Linked DNA regions of Homo sapiens: region 1 is linked to region 2. Evidence: chromatin loops called from intact Hi-C (ENCODE). Cell type or tissue: GM12878. All regions are shown on one strand. Links, peaks and the distances in the headings refer to the core of each region. The heading gives the core; the rest is flanking DNA. Region 1 overlaps BPIFA2 (BPI fold containing family A member 2). Region 2 has its middle 39 kb from the start of BPIFB4.

What was found. Hi-C counts contacts between places; a loop is a spot of excess contacts. Peaks named below come from ENCODE experiments on the same cell type or tissue, not always from the same donor. Only the 100,000 strongest peaks of a DNase experiment are listed, where the experiment ranks them.
Region 1: a loop joins it to region 2, with 2.2 times the contacts of the local background. A loop is called at or near these places in 3 of 110 quality-filtered maps.

The regions. Positions count from the first base shown.
Region 1 is chr20:33,171,675-33,180,006 of GRCh38, reverse strand. BPIFA2 (BPI fold containing family A member 2) reads right to left here. Exons shown (of 9, transcript NM_080574.4): 3 at 6,931-7,075; 4 at 5,821-5,928; 5 at 4,448-4,600; 6 at 1,779-1,860; 7 at 340-403. Among named protein-coding and RNA genes, the nearest start is that of BPIFA2, 7.7 kb to the right of the region's middle. RefSeq lists an enhancer at 1,885-2,386. In GM12878, for the core only: no CTCF peak of the experiment used is centred there; no DNase peak of the experiment used is centred there; H3K27me3 peaks cover 386 bases.
Region 2 is chr20:33,114,793-33,123,124 of GRCh38, reverse strand. No RefSeq gene overlaps it. Among named protein-coding and RNA genes, the nearest start is that of BPIFB4, 39 kb to the right of the region's middle. RefSeq lists an enhancer at 3,168-3,427. In GM12878, for the core only: no CTCF peak of the experiment used is centred there; a DNase peak (open chromatin) is centred at 3,214; H3K27ac peaks cover 1,311 bases.

The sequences.
Region 1 (8,332 bases), core at 252-8,251, 57 kb before region 2:
AACTCAAGTGGTCTGCCCACCTCAGCCTCGCAAAGTGCTAGGATTACAAGTGTGAGCCACTGCGCCTGGCTGACTTGTGGCTATTTTCATAGAAGGGTCACCTCCAGGGTCTTGACAGCTTTACTTACTCCATTTCTCCCCAGCAACCCCAGCCATGCCTGTAGACCCAAAAGCCAAAGGGAGCCCCCGGGTGCCTGTGGAGGGGAAGCCATGGCTCCCAATTTGCTTAGGACAGTGGGTCCTTCTGCTTCTCCAGGGTCCCCTGACCAGAACTGCTTATGGGGTGGGCACAGAGCTCCATGCCTGCCTCAGAAGGTCCCCACTTCCCCATTGACTTACCGACGACCTGCTGAATGACATTCACATCCAGGGAGTGGATGAAGATGCGGATCAGTGGACATATCTGACAGCGGAGAAAGGAGGAAGAGGAGGGTCAGGAGTAGGAGGAAGAACAGATCATTCTTCTCAGCTGAGAACAAATTGCTTGCCACCCACAGATGAGCTCATTTCTAGGGATCTTAGAATCTTTGAACCTTAGGATTTTATTTTGTTTTATTGTATTTTTTTTTTTTTTTCTGAGACAGAATCTCACTGTCTTGCCCAGGCTGGAGTACAGTGGTACGATTTCTGCTCACTGCAACCTCCGCCTCCCAGATTCAAGTGATTCTCCTGCCTCAGCCTCTCAAGAAACTGGGTTCACAGGCACATGCCACCATGCCTGGCTAATTTTTGTATTTTCAGTAGAGACAGGGTTTCACCATGTTAGCCAGGCTGGTCTTGAACTCCTGACCTCAAGTGATCTGCCCACCTTGACCTTCAAAAGAGCTGGGATTACAGGCATAAGCCACCGCGCCTGGCCTGAACCTTAGGATTTTAGAACAATGGGATCCCAGCAGTCTTAAATCTGGAAACCCTAGGGTGTTAGAATCCTAACACCTTAGAACACTAGAATTCTAGGACCTCAAAAATCTACATTCTAGATTGTTAACATTCCCATGTTGAACTTTGGAACCCTGGAATTTTAAAGGGTCAAATGGTGCCCTGAGGCATTTGCCCTGAGGTTGTAGAGCGGAGTATCTCTTGCTCCTGTGTGTACACAGTTCCCCGCAGATTGCAATTCAGCAGGTCTGGGGTGTGGCCTGAGATTCCGCATTCCTATCAAGCACCCAGCTGAGGCTGAAGCTGGTGGAGGATCGCTTTTGGAATATAACTAAACTCCGGTTCAGTGGGTCACAGAGCCATCCGGAGGATTTTTCTTTTATAAACCCACATTCCTGGGTCTGCTTCCAGAATGACTGATTTAGAATCTCTGCAACTTTGGGCCTAGTAATCCTGCACATGGTACCTATGGTTTTGGATGATGCACAGATGGAAAAAAAATTAAAACTATTTTATAAGTCCATTGATTGTATGATATGTGATATTAATTTTCTATTTATGATAGGGATATAAAGTTTTATTTTTAAAAATAAATGCTTCTAAAGAAACATATTTAAGTAAAATTGTGTTGAAGATGTTAGCTACAAAAGCATATTGGTAGTGCGTGGATATGGTGAGAGGCTCAAGTTTGGGACCTGGCAATTTCAGCTAATGTCAGGCCTCTGCTCTACCCTGCTACCCACCAGGCTGATTAGTAGAGGAGGAAGCTCCAGCTGACCTCCTAAGGAGAAGCTTTCACCTCCGAAGGAAAAGTGCTCAGAGGATACAGCCAGGCCTGCAAATTCCCCCACCTGCCCCCACCAGGCCTGGATCTGGGCTCCAAGGAGTGGGAGACTCACCTCCTTCTGCAGCAGGGAGGATACAGTGCTTTTCAGCGTGTTGATCACGCTATTCACGAACTTGTTGATGATTTGGCTGTGTCTGGAAAACACAGGGAACTATTAAAGTCTGGTCAAGTGGGCAAGAGATGGGAGAACTGCCAAAAAGTTGGGGGCGGTGCGGGAAATACTGTGGAGTCAGATAAACCCCAGGGACATGGAGACACTTTAACAGACAGAGCCTCCCATCCACATGGATCATCACTTAGACTCCCACATCTGACCAGCGGCTCACCCCAGTGCCTCATGAGATTCTCAGCGCAGAGACCTTATTCGTTCACTCATTCAACCCGTATTTACAGAGCACCAGCTATGCACCAGGAACCTAGCTGGGCCCTGAGGATACCGAATAAGTAAAGTACAAACATCCCCTAACCTGGTACCTAAACATTAAGGGTCCAAACATACCCTGATGTGGTACCTAAACAAATCTTGCCAAAGTTGGCTCCTCCCACCTTCAACTCTTAGTATAATTGCCACCTCCTCAGGGCACCCCTCCCTGACTGCTTACCTAAGAGAGAGCTTTGCTATCACAGTGCCCAGTTAAGGGTAATGCTTTCTGCAGGACTCATTTCCCTGGAGCGTTCTTTACCGATGGACTGAATTTGGGTTGGATTGGATCCAAAGTGCAAAGAAAAGCGCTGAGAGGATTTGGAGCTGTAGAGTGGTGTCATTTCACAGATGTGGACACAGATCCACGGCAGCTTAGCTTTCCCTTGGGTAAGCTCCGCAAGAACAGGGACCTTGTCTGTCATCACCAATCAGTTCTCCAGAGCCCAGAATGGTGCCTGCCTGGCACACAGCAGATGCTCAATACACTTTTTTTTTTTTTTTTGAGACAATGTCTTGCTCTGTCACCCAGACTGGAGTGCAGTGGCACGATCTCGGCTCACTGCAACCTCTGCCTCCTGGGTTCAAGCAATGCTTGTGCCTCAGCGTCCCGAGTAGCTGGGATTACAGGAAACCGCCACCACCCCCGGCTAATTTTTGTATTTTTAGTAGAGACAGGATTTTGCCATGTTGGCCAAGCTGGTCTTGAACTCCTGACCTCAAGTGATCCACCCACCTCAGCCTCCCAAAGTGCTGGGATTACCGGTGTGGAGCCATCGTGCCCAGCCTCAATACATTTTTGGCTGAAAGAATGAAAGAAGTGAACATACAATTAAATATATATTGAGAACTTGTGACGAGTGCTTTAAAGGCAAGAGTTAGACTCTTACGAGAGAGAATAGGAGGAGCCCTGGGAAGGCCCTGAAGGATGCAAAAGTCCATCAAAGTGGAGTGAGAAGAAGGTGCTCTAGGTAGCCAGAGCACCCCAGGCAAAGGTCTTAAGCTGGGAAAGAGCCTTGAGAAACAGCCTATCTGAGACATGGCACAAAGGCCACTGTATCTGGGCACAGTGAGTAAGGGGAGGGTACAGGGATACAAGGGTGGGGCCAGATCAAACAGAGCCTTCATGACCATGGGGAGCACTTGGGATTGAACCACAAGTGCAAAGAAAGACCCTGGGAGGATCTGGAGCCTCAGAGTGGTGCCATCTCACAGATGTGGGCACAGACCTAGTGCAGCAGGATGGCGTCCCTGAGGCTACTTGGGAAGATAGCACCCAGCCAGGCTCCAGCCTCTGAATTTACACCCCGGCCTTCGCAACTCACATCAGGCTATGGAAACTTTCTTTGGTTTTCAGGGGTCTTTGAGCAACCTGTGTTCAGATCCCTCAGTGCAGGGCGAGTGGAGTGTCCTCTGCTCATGGCCACAGGGGCTGAGAGCTGAGGACCCAGCCTTGCTCCTGGCCAAGGCCAAGTAGCCCCAGCCCTCAGCTTCTGGGTCATTCATCCTCTCCCAGCCATCGGCCAGCATCACTCTTTCTCCTTCCACCCTCTTGCCTGAGTCAAACCTGCTCTTTCAGGCACAGAGCTTAAGATGTAGATTTTGTGGATTAAAAGGGATCAGTGAGTCAAATGGAGAGGATTAAGTTTTCAAGATCTCCTTTCAGGAAATTTCCACTGGGTGGAGGATGATTTGGGGACAATCTGAAATTAGAGCCCGTGGCAGGCACTTACTCTCCCCTCTCCCTCCCAACTGGAGGCAAGAAGGTAAATATAATTTTATCGTTATTATTATTATTATTATTGAGGGACATTACATAACAATAAAGTGGACAATTCTCCAAGAAGTCATAACAATCCTAATGTGCATGCACCTAACAACAGAGCTCCAAAGGGTATGAAGCAGAAACTGACCGAGTTGAAAGGCGAAATGAACAAATCCATGATTATGGTGGGGAGCTCAACACTCCAGTCTCAGTAATGGAGAGAACCAGCAGGCAGAGAGGCAGCATGTTCCAGGCTGCGTGCTAAATATTTGTATTTTCTCATCTGGTCATCTCAGAAGCCTATGAGTAGTTATTATGAACACCCCCAGTTTACAGATGTGAAAACAGGCCTGGGTCAAGTTGGTGATAAAGTTACAAGTTAGTGGCAGAGCTGATGTGTAAACCAAGGTCAACATGACTCCAGAGCCTGAACACTTTCACCACTAGGCCTCCTCTTAGGTAGAGGACTAGAGCTGAAATTAGGGGTCCTCAAGTTCCCTGAGAGCCCAGCTCTACTAAGATGAATGGGACTTACTTGTCCAGCAAGGAAAGTGAGATGCTGGTTGGGTCACTGGCGCATTCTCCCAGGACGGCAACAGGCTGGTGTGTCTGGGGATCAGTTTCAATTGTGACTGCGGTCAGGAGGTCCAAGGAGGCTTTCAGGTTGATAATCTGGCCAATGATGGGCCTGCAGGAAGTAAGATGCACAGTGAACAAAGTCTAGAAGTTCCTGCCTGTTGCCCAGTTGGGTTCCTCCACCTGTGTGGACATGAGTCAGAATGTCTATGTGTAATGTCAACATGGCCCAGGTAATATCAACATGGTCCATATCCTCTATGAGATTTACATGTTTATATTAGGGGCTTCTTCTCCTGGCCACTTGGGTTTAGCTCATATGAATTTTTTATACAACATTACACTAATAAGTAAAATAATAATAGTTAACATTTATTGACAACAATTTATGTGTAGGTACTTTAAAAAAGTATTTTACCTGGATTCATTTATTACTATCCCTATTTTCTGAATGAGGAAACCTTGGTACAGAGAGGTTAAGTAACTATCCCAAGATCTCATAGCTAAATAATGGGTGGCATCATTAGTGCATGTAGTTTACAGAAGTGCTTTCACACATGCTCATTTCTTGTCTATCTCCTTTAAAATTAAAATTTTTTATTTTTTGTGAGACAGGGTCTCACTCTGTCGCCCAGGCTGGAATGCAGTGGTGCAATCACGGCTCACTGCAGCCTCGACCTCTCCGGCTCAAGCAATCCTCTTGCCTCAGCCTCCCAAGTAGCTGGGACTACAGGCGTGTGCTGCCACACCTGGTTAATTTTTGTATTTTTTGTAGAGACAGGGTTTTGTCATATTGTCCTGGCTGGTCACGAACTCCTGAGCTCAAGCAATCCTCCCACCTCAGTTTCTCAAATTGCTGGGATTACAGGTATAAGCCACCACTCCCAGCTAAACTTAAAAGAGTTTAAACTTATATTTTGCACACACACACTTTATTATACACTGTGTATTATTGTATGAATTTTTCTGTAGTGGTCACTGCAACTTAGAGAGAATCTTGAGGGACAAAATAATGCTGGAGGAAATTTTGCCAAAGAATGATAAATGTTTGTTATCTCAACTTTTCAAATTTTAAAACCAGATAAATGTCATGATTTCAAAACTATATTCAATGGAGCATTGTTTTTAAAAGACACTTGCTTATGGCCAGAGTTCTCTAGAACATTTTAAGGGTTAAGATCTTAGACCCAGAAGGGTTCTCTCACTCACAGATTGGGAAACTGAGGCCCAAGTTCACCCAGCAGCGGGAGGAGGTGCCCGATTCCCAGGTTGGGCATCCATCGGCCAGGTTGCACTGCCTTTCCCAAATCTCAGATTCTAGTGCATACTCACCCGGCCACAGTGACATTCGCGGTGACAGGGAAGCTCAGGTTAAGGCCTTTGCCATCATCGATCGGTTCAGCTTTGACATCCAGGATGAGGGAGTTGCTGATTTTCAACCTGTGTGAAACCCACAATTCACCCTTGTCACTCCTCATGACAGCCACTTGCCAACCACTTCCCTGGGCCAGCCTCGAGCTGAGCGTTTGGGTCTCGTCAGCCTTGCCTTCTTTAGTCTTCACTATAGCCCTGTTCAGAGGTTTGATTCTCTGTATTTTATGGCACAGCACACTGAGGCTCAGGCTGGTGTGATTTTCCCCCAGATTCCTAGGGGAGTAAGTGCCAGAGGCAGATTTTGAGGCCAGAACTATCTGACTTTAAAAGTTCATGAGTGGGACCGGGCACGGTGACTCACGCCTGTAATCCCAGCACTTTGGGAGGCCAAGGCAGGCAGATCTCCTGAGGTCGGGAGTTCGAGACCAGCCTGACCAACATGGAGAAACCCTGTGTCTACTAAATATACAAAATTAGCCGGGCGTGGTGGTGCATGCCTCTAATCCCAGCTACTCAGGAGGCTGAGGCAGGAGAATCGCTTGAACCCAGGAGGCGAGGCTGTAGTGAGCCAAGATTGTGCCATTGCACTCCAGCCTGGGTAACAAGAGTGAAACTCCATCTCAAAAAATAATAATAATAACAATAATAATAATAAAAGTATGTGAGTGGATCCACTGCCTGGGGTTATGTGGCGAAGACTCCAGTTCCCTTCCCCTAAGGGGATCTGGGCTTTTACCCCCAGTTATATATGGAAAAGGGAAGTTTTATTCCTTGGAAAGGGACTTTGTGTACCAGCAAATGGGTAGAGGTAAGGATAAATATAACCTTCACCCTGACCCTGAAATTAAAGAAAGCGGAAGCCCGAACCCATAAGATGCCCGGATTGACTCTGTAGCCCTGCCTCTAATTTACTCAAGCTCTGGTGGGTCTGGCCTTGCTCAGACCACCTTGGCTCTGTGGGAGGGGAATGAGGCTTGTCCATCTGTCTTTCATCTTAAACTTACCTCCTCAAAGATATGTTTTCCCTTTCCTTAGAGCAAAGATCTCCACCCTGAAGGACCAACTCACCCAAAAATGTCCGTGTTAGTTGGAAGCAGCTTAGAAATGACATTGTTCAGCAATTTCTCAGCTTCCTGGGCCTTCTGCTTGGCCAGTTGCCAAGCACTGGATTTCTGAAGCACTCCTAGGTCGACCTTCAGTTTCTCAAGGATGCCTGCCAAAAACAATCGCCATTTTGTGTCACGCACCACTTACGAAGTAGCTACGATGCTCCAGGTACCGGGTAAGACTGTTTGCCTATGTTATTTCATTTAATCTTTATAACAACTCAGTGAAGTAGATATTGTCACTGTCTGCTTTTTTATAGCTAAGGAAATAAAGGCTCTAGATGGTTAAGAAACGTGTCTAGCCACACAGCCAGGGAACTCTTGTTTCCTCCATACTGCCTCCGTACTATTAATAATATATACTGATTATTTATCAACAGTGCAATCAACCAGTTGGCCAGGCAATTGCTATTGATTGTACACCAGTGTCTAGGAGTGACTTAGGGGTCCATTGTGCTAAGTGAGATGCTCACGTGAGTTTGAAAAACTAGAAAGAATGAGAGAATACACTCAAGAAATGAAAAATCTAGAATCCAGGAGAAAAAATGGCTCCAATCCATGAAACTGGAAAACGAGAGTCCCAGAATGACAGCTTTCCAGCAGGTCCACAGAGCAATAATAATAATTTTTTTTTTTTAACTTTAAGTTCCGGGATACATGTGCAGAATGTGCAGGTTTGTTACATAGGTATACATGTGCCATGGTAGTTTGCCGCACCTATCAACCCGTCATCTAGGTTTTAAGCCCCACCTGCATTAGGTATTTGTCCTAATTCTCTCCCCCACCTTGCCCCCAAGCCCCCAAATGGCCCCAGTGTGTGTTGTTCCCCTCCCTGCATCCATGTGTTCTCATCATTAAACTCCCATTCATGAATGAGAACATGCAGTGTTTGGTTTTCTGTTCCTGTGTTAGTTTGCTGAGGATGATGGCTTCTGGCTTCATCCATGTCCCTGCAGAGGACATGATCTCATTCTTTTTTATGGCTGCATAGTATTCCATGGTGTATATGTACCACATTTTCTTTATCCAGTCTATCATTGATGGGCATTTGGGTTGGTTCCATGTCTTTGCTATTGTAAATAGTGCTGCAATAAACATATGTGTACATGTGTCTTTATAGTAGAATGTTTTATATTCCTCTGGGGATATACCCAGTAATGGGATTGCTGGGTCAAATGGTATTTCTGGTTCTAGATCCTTGAGGAATCACCACACTGTCTTCCTCAATGGTTGAACTAATTTACAGTCCCACCAACAGGGCAAAAGTGTTCCTATTTCTCTACAGCCTTGCCAACATCTATTGTTTCCTGACTTTTTAATAATTGCCATTCTTACTGGTGTGAGATGGTATCTCATTGTGGTTT
Region 2 (8,332 bases), core at 41-8,040:
AAAACAAAGGGGTTACATGGTCCATGCAGGTCTGAAATCTAGTGGGGAAGTCAAATTTCAAAGCTCCAAAATGATCTCCTTTGACTCCATGTCTCACATCCAGGTCACACTGATGGAAGAAGTGGGTTCCCACGGTCTTGGGCAGCTCCACCTCTGTGGCTTTGCAGGGTACAGCCTCCCTCCAAGCTGCTTTCATGAGCTGGCATTGAGTGTCTGTGGCTTTTCCAGGTGCATGATGCAAGCTGTCAGTGGAACTACCATTCTGGGGTCTGAAGGACGGTGGCCCTCTTCTCACAGCATCACTAGGCAGTGCCACAGTAGGGACTCTGTGTGGGGGCTCTGACCCCACATTTCCCTTCTGCACTGCCCTAGTGAGGTTCTCTATGAGGGCACCACCCCTACAGCAAACTTTTGTCTGAGCATCCAGGCGTTTCCATACATCTTCTGAAATCTAGGTGGAGGTTCCCAAACCTTAATTCTTGACTTCTGTGCACCTGCAGGCTCAACACCATGTGGAAGCTGCCAAGGCTTGGGCTTCCACCCTCTGAAGCCACAGCCCAAGCTGTATGTTGGCCCCTTTCAGCCACAGCTGGAGTGGCTGGGATGCAAGGCCCCAAGTCCCCAGGCTGCACACAGCACAGGGACCCTGGGCCCAGCCCACAAAACCATTTTTTCCTCCTGAGACCCTGGGCCTGTGATGGGAGGGGCTGCCATGAAGGTCTCTGACATGGCCTGGAGACATTTTCCCCATGGCCTTGGGGATTAACATTAGGCTCCTTGCTACTTATACAAATTTCTGCAACCAGCTTGAATTTCTCCCCAGAAAATGGATTTTTCTTTTCTATCACATAATCAGGCTGCAAATTTTCCAAACTTTTATGCTCTGCTTCCCTTATAAATCTGAATGCCTTTAACAGTACCCAAGTCACCTCTTGAATGCTTTGCTTCTTAGAAATTTCTTCCTCCAGATAACCCTAAACCATCTTTCTCAAGTTCAAAGTTCCACAAATCTCTGAGGGCAGGGGCAAAATACTGCCAGTCTCTGCTAAAACATAACAACAGTTACCTTTACTTCAATTCCCAACAAGTTCCTCAGCTCCATCTGAGACCACCTTAGCCTGGACCTTATTGTCCACATTACTATCAGCATTTTGGGCAAAGCCATTCAACAAGTCTCTAGGAATTTCCACTTTCCCACATTTTCCTGTCTTCTTCTGAGCCCTCCAAACTGTTGCAGGCTCTGCCTATGACCCAGTTGCAAAGTCGCTTCCACATTTTCGGATACCTTTTCAGCAACACACCACTCTACAGGTACCAATTTACTGTATTAGTCTGTTTTCACACTGCTGATACAGACATACTTGAGACTGGGAAGAAAAAGAAGTTTAATTGAACTTACAGGTCCACATGGTTAGGGAGGCCTCAGAATCATGGCAGAAGGTGAAAGGTACTGCTTACATGGCGGTGGCAAGAGAGAATGAGGAAGAAGCAAAAGTGGAAACCCCTGATACACCCATCAGATCTCGTGGGACTTATTCACTATTACGAGAATAGCACAGGAAAGACCAGCCCCCATGATTCAATTACCTCCCTTTGGGTTCCTTCCACAACATGTGAGAATTCTGGGAGATACAATTCAAGTTGAAATTGTGGTGGGGACACAGCGAAACCGTATCAATGGGCAATGCCTGGCACTGCTCTTGCACTTGCTAGGCATTTAATAAACACTAGCTCCTTCCCATTTACCCTCCTCTCTGTCACACCTGACCTGTGTCCGTGAATTTACACTCAAGAGGTCACTTCACCTAATCCAAAAACTAACCCACTAACACCAAAAGGCACAAGGATTTTCTCACCCAAAGAGCCCCTAGGTTGAGCTGTGGGTGCTGCCTTGTCCAAGACTCCCAAGTCACTGGGAGAGGATCCTGGCTGGGAGCACAGGGCAGGAGAAGAGGCCTTGGGAAGTCTTTACTCAAAGAGGCTCTCTTGAGCTGGGGCCGCACTGACACTAGTGAGGGCTACACTGAAGGGAAGGCCTCAGGCGCAGTGCCTGGCTGCAATTCCCAGAGAGAATAACTGGGTTGTTTTGGTGCCCTTTGGGAATTTCTTTTTTATTTAAAAAAATCAATTTCTGTGGTAATTTTTTAAAGAAGGTACAAATTCGCTAGAAGAAAAAAAGAAATCAATGTCACCCTCTGAGATAACCACCACAAGAATGATGGTGTATCTTCTTTCAGAAGCTTTTCTGTGCACATACAGGTAAAGTTGGGTAAAATTTTCCCTAAATAAAAATGGGATTATGCCCTGCACAGTGTTTTTATAAGCTCTTTTTTCATGTAGCAATGTATTACAAATACGTTTCTGTGTCTTTTGTTAACAGTGATAGAGTACTCCACCGCATATATTGAACATAATTATTTTAACTATCCTCCTCCTGTTGGTCATTAGTTGTTCCTCATGTTTACAAACCACTCTGGGATTGACACCTGGGCCTTCAACTTTGCTCACCTGCTTCACTACCAACTGGAGAACCTGTGGTGAATTAAAGATGATCACATATTCTTTGCCACTCATTCCATTGCTGGGTGGAGTCCACTTCCTGTCTCCTTGAATCTGGGCTGACTCATGGGCTATTTTGACAAAAATAATAGTAGAATTGACACTGTATAACTTCCAAGGCTAGGCCTTAAGAAATCTGTAGCTTTCACCTTCGCCATTCTGGAATGTCTTTGTTTTGAACCCAGCCACCATAATAGGAGGAAACTCAAGCAGTTATGTGGAGGAGAACAGAGGCTCCCTAGCCAAGAGTCCCAGCTGAGCTCCTAAACAGTGGCTGACAAAACTACCAGCTGTGTGAGTGAGGTCATTTGGACTGTTCAGCTATCCCAGTGCCCCAGCCAACGCCACACTTAGAACTACCTAGTTAATCCACAGAAGCATGAAAAATAATAAAGTGTTGGGTTTATTAAGCTACTGAATATCGAGGTGGCTTCTGATGCAGTTGAAATAAGAAACCAAGTATTTCCTGGGAATCACCAGCCTGCTGCTTCTGGGGGATGCTCTTTGTCTTTCTGAACCTCACTTGCCTCATCTGAAAAATAGGAGGACTGGAGTAGCATAGTACTCTTTTTAGTAGTCAACCTGCAAATAAGATTATCAGTGTGGGATTGAAGGTCAGGGTGGTGAAGCTAAGAAGAAACAAAGTGAACCACTTCAGAGATGCTAGGGTCACTGAAAATGAGATATGAATAATACAGGGTGGTTGCAAGAGAACAGAAAATCCCAGGCAGCAGTTTCACATGACTAGTAAAATGAAACTGTTGAAATAGCTGATAAGATGGTGAAAAATGGTGTGCACCAAACTGGCTAAGACCAACTGGACCAAACATGGCACTGGATTTGACCTAGGTTTCACCTAGGCCCTCATTATATGATCATTAACATACTAAATTACACACCCACCAGCACCATGACAGTTCCAGGAACATCCATATTTGGTGTAAAAATGAATGGCACCACAGTTCTGAAATGTCCACTTTTTTTCAGGAATCTTTATGAACATTCCACCCCTTGATTAAAGAAATCCACAAAGGTAGCAGCCTCAAAGCCCCTCGCATGACTCTCTTAAGTGCACCTGCACTCCCCTTTTTTTGAGTGAGTACTTTTCACTTTGCAATAAATCTCCATACTTTCACTATTTTCTGACTCATCCTTGAATTCCTTCTTGCAATGGTGTCAAGAGCCTGGATGCTGGCTGGAGTCAAGGTCCCATTGGCATTTGGGGACCTCCCCCAGCCCACCGGTAACATCAGGGTTGTATGCCATTGTGATAAGACTGATGAAGTGGCCACTTTGTTGAACCTAGAAAGGCTCTCGTGACCACCTTGACTAACTGTGTATAAGCAGAAGTGACACTACGTGACTTCCAAAACCAGATCACAAAAGTACCATGCAGCTTCCATTTTGCTCCCTTGGGATACCAGTACCCAGTACCCAGAGGGGCCATGTGTAGGTGTCACAGCTGACAGCCAACATCAACCAGCCGGCAGGTGAGTGAAGAAGACTCCAAATGATTCCAACCCCCTGCTCTCAAATCACCCCGAGTTGTTTGAGTCTTCCCAGCTGAGGACCCCGGACATCTTGGAGCAGAGATAAGCTGTTCTGACCCACAGAATCTGTGAGGAAGCTAAAATTGTGTTTTGTGCTATTAAGTTTTGAGATGGTTTGTTACTCAGGATTAATAGCAGAAACATCTACTAAGTGAAGTCTTTAGGAGGCTGCTCGAGTTTGTTATTTGTCATCTACAACTGAATTAAGACATTAGCGGAGATACATGGCATATTCTGCCATGAAATCTGCTGCCACACAGGGCTTCCAGGAGCCCACAGCACTTACACACAGACAGCTGGAATCCTGACATTTTAAGGAGCATCTATGATCATCAGTGAAACCTCTGTATCATCCCAAACTGGTGGAGATGCTCAGTGAGGCTTTCCTTGTGTTTAAATTTAAAACAACCGTTCACTTGGTTTTGTCATTGTCAATGCAGGGTGCAGTGATGGCTTGATCCACTGTCATGAGCAAGAATGGATCAGTGTGGTCTGAGCCCTGGACCATCAGGCTGGGTGTTGAGGCCCCTCTCCTGAGTCAGCAGCACTAATCACATCCTGCTTCACTCCTCTTCTCCAGAATTCCAAGCCTTCCTGACCATCCACCGTCATCTGGGCACTCAGCCCCATGCTGCTCTGCCCAAATTCTCATCTGGCCCAATCCAGTCTCTTCCTCCTTCCCTGGTCTCCCAAATCCTTCCATTTTTTCACTTTACAAGAACACATGAGCATGTCATTTGACTTTTGAGAAATCAGACCCAGTGGAAAATGAAATGGGTTATTTTATTTTTTATTTATTTATTTTGAGATGGTGTCTCATACTGTCACCCAGGCTGGAGTAGAGTGGCATGATCTTGGCTCACTGCAACCTTTGCCTCCTGGGTTTAAGCAATTCTCCTGCCTCAGCCTCCCAAGTAGCTGGGATTACAGGGGCATGCCACCATACCTGGCTAATTTTTGTATTTTTTTTTTTTTAGTGAGAAAAATAATAATTTTTATTTAATTCAGAAGTTATCTAAAGTTTAATTCAAAATATGGACTTGAAAAGGTTATTCATGAAACAAAGTAGTAAGGAATCAGTAAGTAGGGGAGAGTGATGTGAAGAAAGTTACAGATATGGGCTGGGCGTGGTGGCTCACGCCTGTAATCCCAGCACTTTGGGAGGCCGAGGGGGGCGGATCACAAGGTCAGGAGATCAAGACCATCCTGGTTAACACGGTGAAACCCCGTCTGTACTAAACATACAAAAAATTAGCCAGGCATGGTGGCGGGTGCCTGGAGTCTCAGCTACTCGGGAGGCTGAGGCAGGAGAACAGCGTGAACCCGGGAGGCGGAGCTTGCAGTGAGCCGAGATGGCGCCACTGCACTCCAGCCTGGGCTACAGAGTGAGACTCCCTCTCAAAAAAAAAAAGAAAAAAAAGAAAGTTACAGATATGAAGATGTGTTTTTGGTAAGGAAGGGTATAAAGAAAAGAGAATACTTTCATATGAGAAAGGATGGTAAATTGTAAGGTAAATTTTTGTCCTAAAGTAAAATGACTGGTTATTTAAAAAAAAAAAAAAAAGTTGAAAAAGCTTAGATAGTAAAATATTCTTTAAAAGCTGATAGAAAATTGGAGAAATTCAGCGAATTAACACTGTTCATAAAGTTCTTAATCTTGAAGAAAGTAAAATAAAAAATATTGTAAAGAAATACATTGGCAGTTTGGCCATTCTTTTTTAATAAAGTTAAGCATGAAGCCAGATTTAGTTAGCATGGAGCCAAATTTCACATATATGCTTGCATTGCTTCACACTATTTTTGCTATTCTGCATAGACAGTTTCAGCACTAAAGTACTTACTGGTCATGTACCTAAAGTGAATTTCTCAATTGCAAAAAATACATAATGGTATTGGTGGACTTAAAGACATTAAATTGTGTACCAGGAACAAAATATTCATCATTTGTTTTTGTAGGCTCTGGGCAATACTATAGCCTCCTGGGTAAACCAAGTAAGAGAAAAATTGGGGAGTGGTTTCCTGTTTGTTTTTTTTTCTTCTAATTTTCATTTATTTGCTGTTTTTTCTCCTTTGCATTTTGCTTATATAAACACATAAAACACCATTGATTTTTTTTAGTTTCTAACGGAAGGCTTTTATTTGGTTCTATAAATAGTCATTTTGTTTCCTATGGATTTCCAAGAATTCACTATCTGCTCTATTTATCCAAAAATTCCTAAGCTACCATTATCAAGCCTCTAAAAATTGATAGAGGATACCAGGTATTTGAAATTTGATTGGTTTTGCTACTTCTGATGCTCCCGAGAGCTATGAGAGCTTTAGGGTTCCTGGTGAAAAAAATTACATAAAAGACTTTTATAAGTTCTAAGCAGAAATAGTACATTATATATCTTGTTATTTGGAAAAGTAGATGAGAATAAGATTTTCTAAGTGGTGTTTGTTTCCAAAGAAATTCAATTCACTTAATAATTTGAATTGATTTCAGATCTTTTCCTTTAGGTCATGAAGAGAAACTGATATGGGTGCAAAGTTTTTTTTTGTTTTGTTTTGTTTTTTTATTGATCATTCTTGGGTGTTTCTCGCAGAGGGGGATTTGGCAGGGTCACAGGACAATAGTGGAGGGAAGGTCAGCAGATAAACAAGTGAACAAAGGTCTCTGGTTTTCCTAGGCAGAGGACCCTGCGGCCTTCCGCAGTGTTTGTGTCCCTGGGTACTTGAGATTAGGGAGTGGTGATGACTCTTAACGAGCATGCTGCCTTCAAGCATCTGTTTAACAAAGCACATCTTGCACCGCCCTTAATCCATTTAACCCTGAGTGGACACAGCACATGTTTCAGAGAGCACAGGGTTGGGGGTAAGGTCACAGATCAACAGTTTCCCAAGGCAGAAGAATTTTTCCTAGTACAGAACTAAATGAAAAGTCTCCCATGTCTACTTCTTTCTACACAGACACGGCAACCATCCGATTTCTCAATCTTTTTCCCACCTTTCCCCCCCTCTCTATTCCACAAAACCGCCATTGTCATCCTGGCCCGTTCTCAATGAGCTGTTGGGTACACCTCCCAGACGGGGTGGTGGCCGGGCAGAGGGGCTCCTCACCTCCCAGTAGGGGCGGCTGGGCAGAGGCGCCCCTCACCTCCCGGACGGGGCGGCTGGCCGGGCAGGGGGCTGACCCCCCCACCTCCCTCCCGGACGGGGCAGCTGGCCTGGCGGGGGCTGACCCCCATCTCCCTCCCGGACAGGGTGGCTGCCGGGCGGAGACGCTCCTCACTTCCCAGACGGGGTGGCTGCCGCGCGGAGGGTCTCCTCACTTCTCAGACGGGGCGGCCGGGCAGAGACGCTCCTCACCTCCCAGACGGGGTCTCGGCCGGGCAGAGGCGCTCCTCACATCCCAGACGGGGCGGCGGGGCAGAGGCGCTCCCCACATCTCAGACGATGGGCGCCGGGCAGAGACGCTCCTCACTTCCTAGATGTGATGGCGGCCGGGAAGAGGTGCTCTTCACTTCCCAGATGGGATGGCGGCCGGGCAGAGACGCTCCTCACTTTCCAGACTGGGCAGCCAGGCAGAGGGGCTCCTCACGTCCCAGACGATGGGCGGCCAGGCAGAGACGCTCCTCACTTCCCAGATGGGGTGGCGGCTGGGCAGAGGCTGCAATCTCGGCACTTTGGGAGGCCAAGGCAGGCGGCTGGGAGGTGGAGGTTGTAGCAAGCCGAGATCACGCCACTGCACTCCAGCCTGGGCACCATTGAGCACTGAGTGAACCAGACTCCGTCTGCAATCCCGGCACCTCGGGAGGCCGAGGCTGGCGGATCACTCGCGGTTAGGAGCTGGAGACCAGCCCGGCCAACACAGCGAAACCCCGTCTGCACCAAAAAAGTACGAAAACCAGTCAGGCGTGGCGGCGCGCGCCTGCAACAGCAGGCACTGGGCGGGCTGAGGCAGGAGAATCAGGCAGGGAGGCTGCAGTGAGCCGAGATGGCAGCAGTACAGTCCAGCTTCGGCTCGGCATCAGAGGGAGACCCTGGAAAGAGAGGGAGAGGGAGACCGTGGGGAGAGGGGGAGGGGGAGGGGGAGGGAGAGGGAGAGGGAGAGCACCGGGTGCAAAGTTTTAATGTTCAGGAAAGATTAGCCTTGTTCTTTTTTTTTTGAGATGGAGTCTCACTCTGTCACCCAGGCTAGAGTGCAATGTCGTGATCTTGTGTCTGGAATTGGTGGGTTCTTG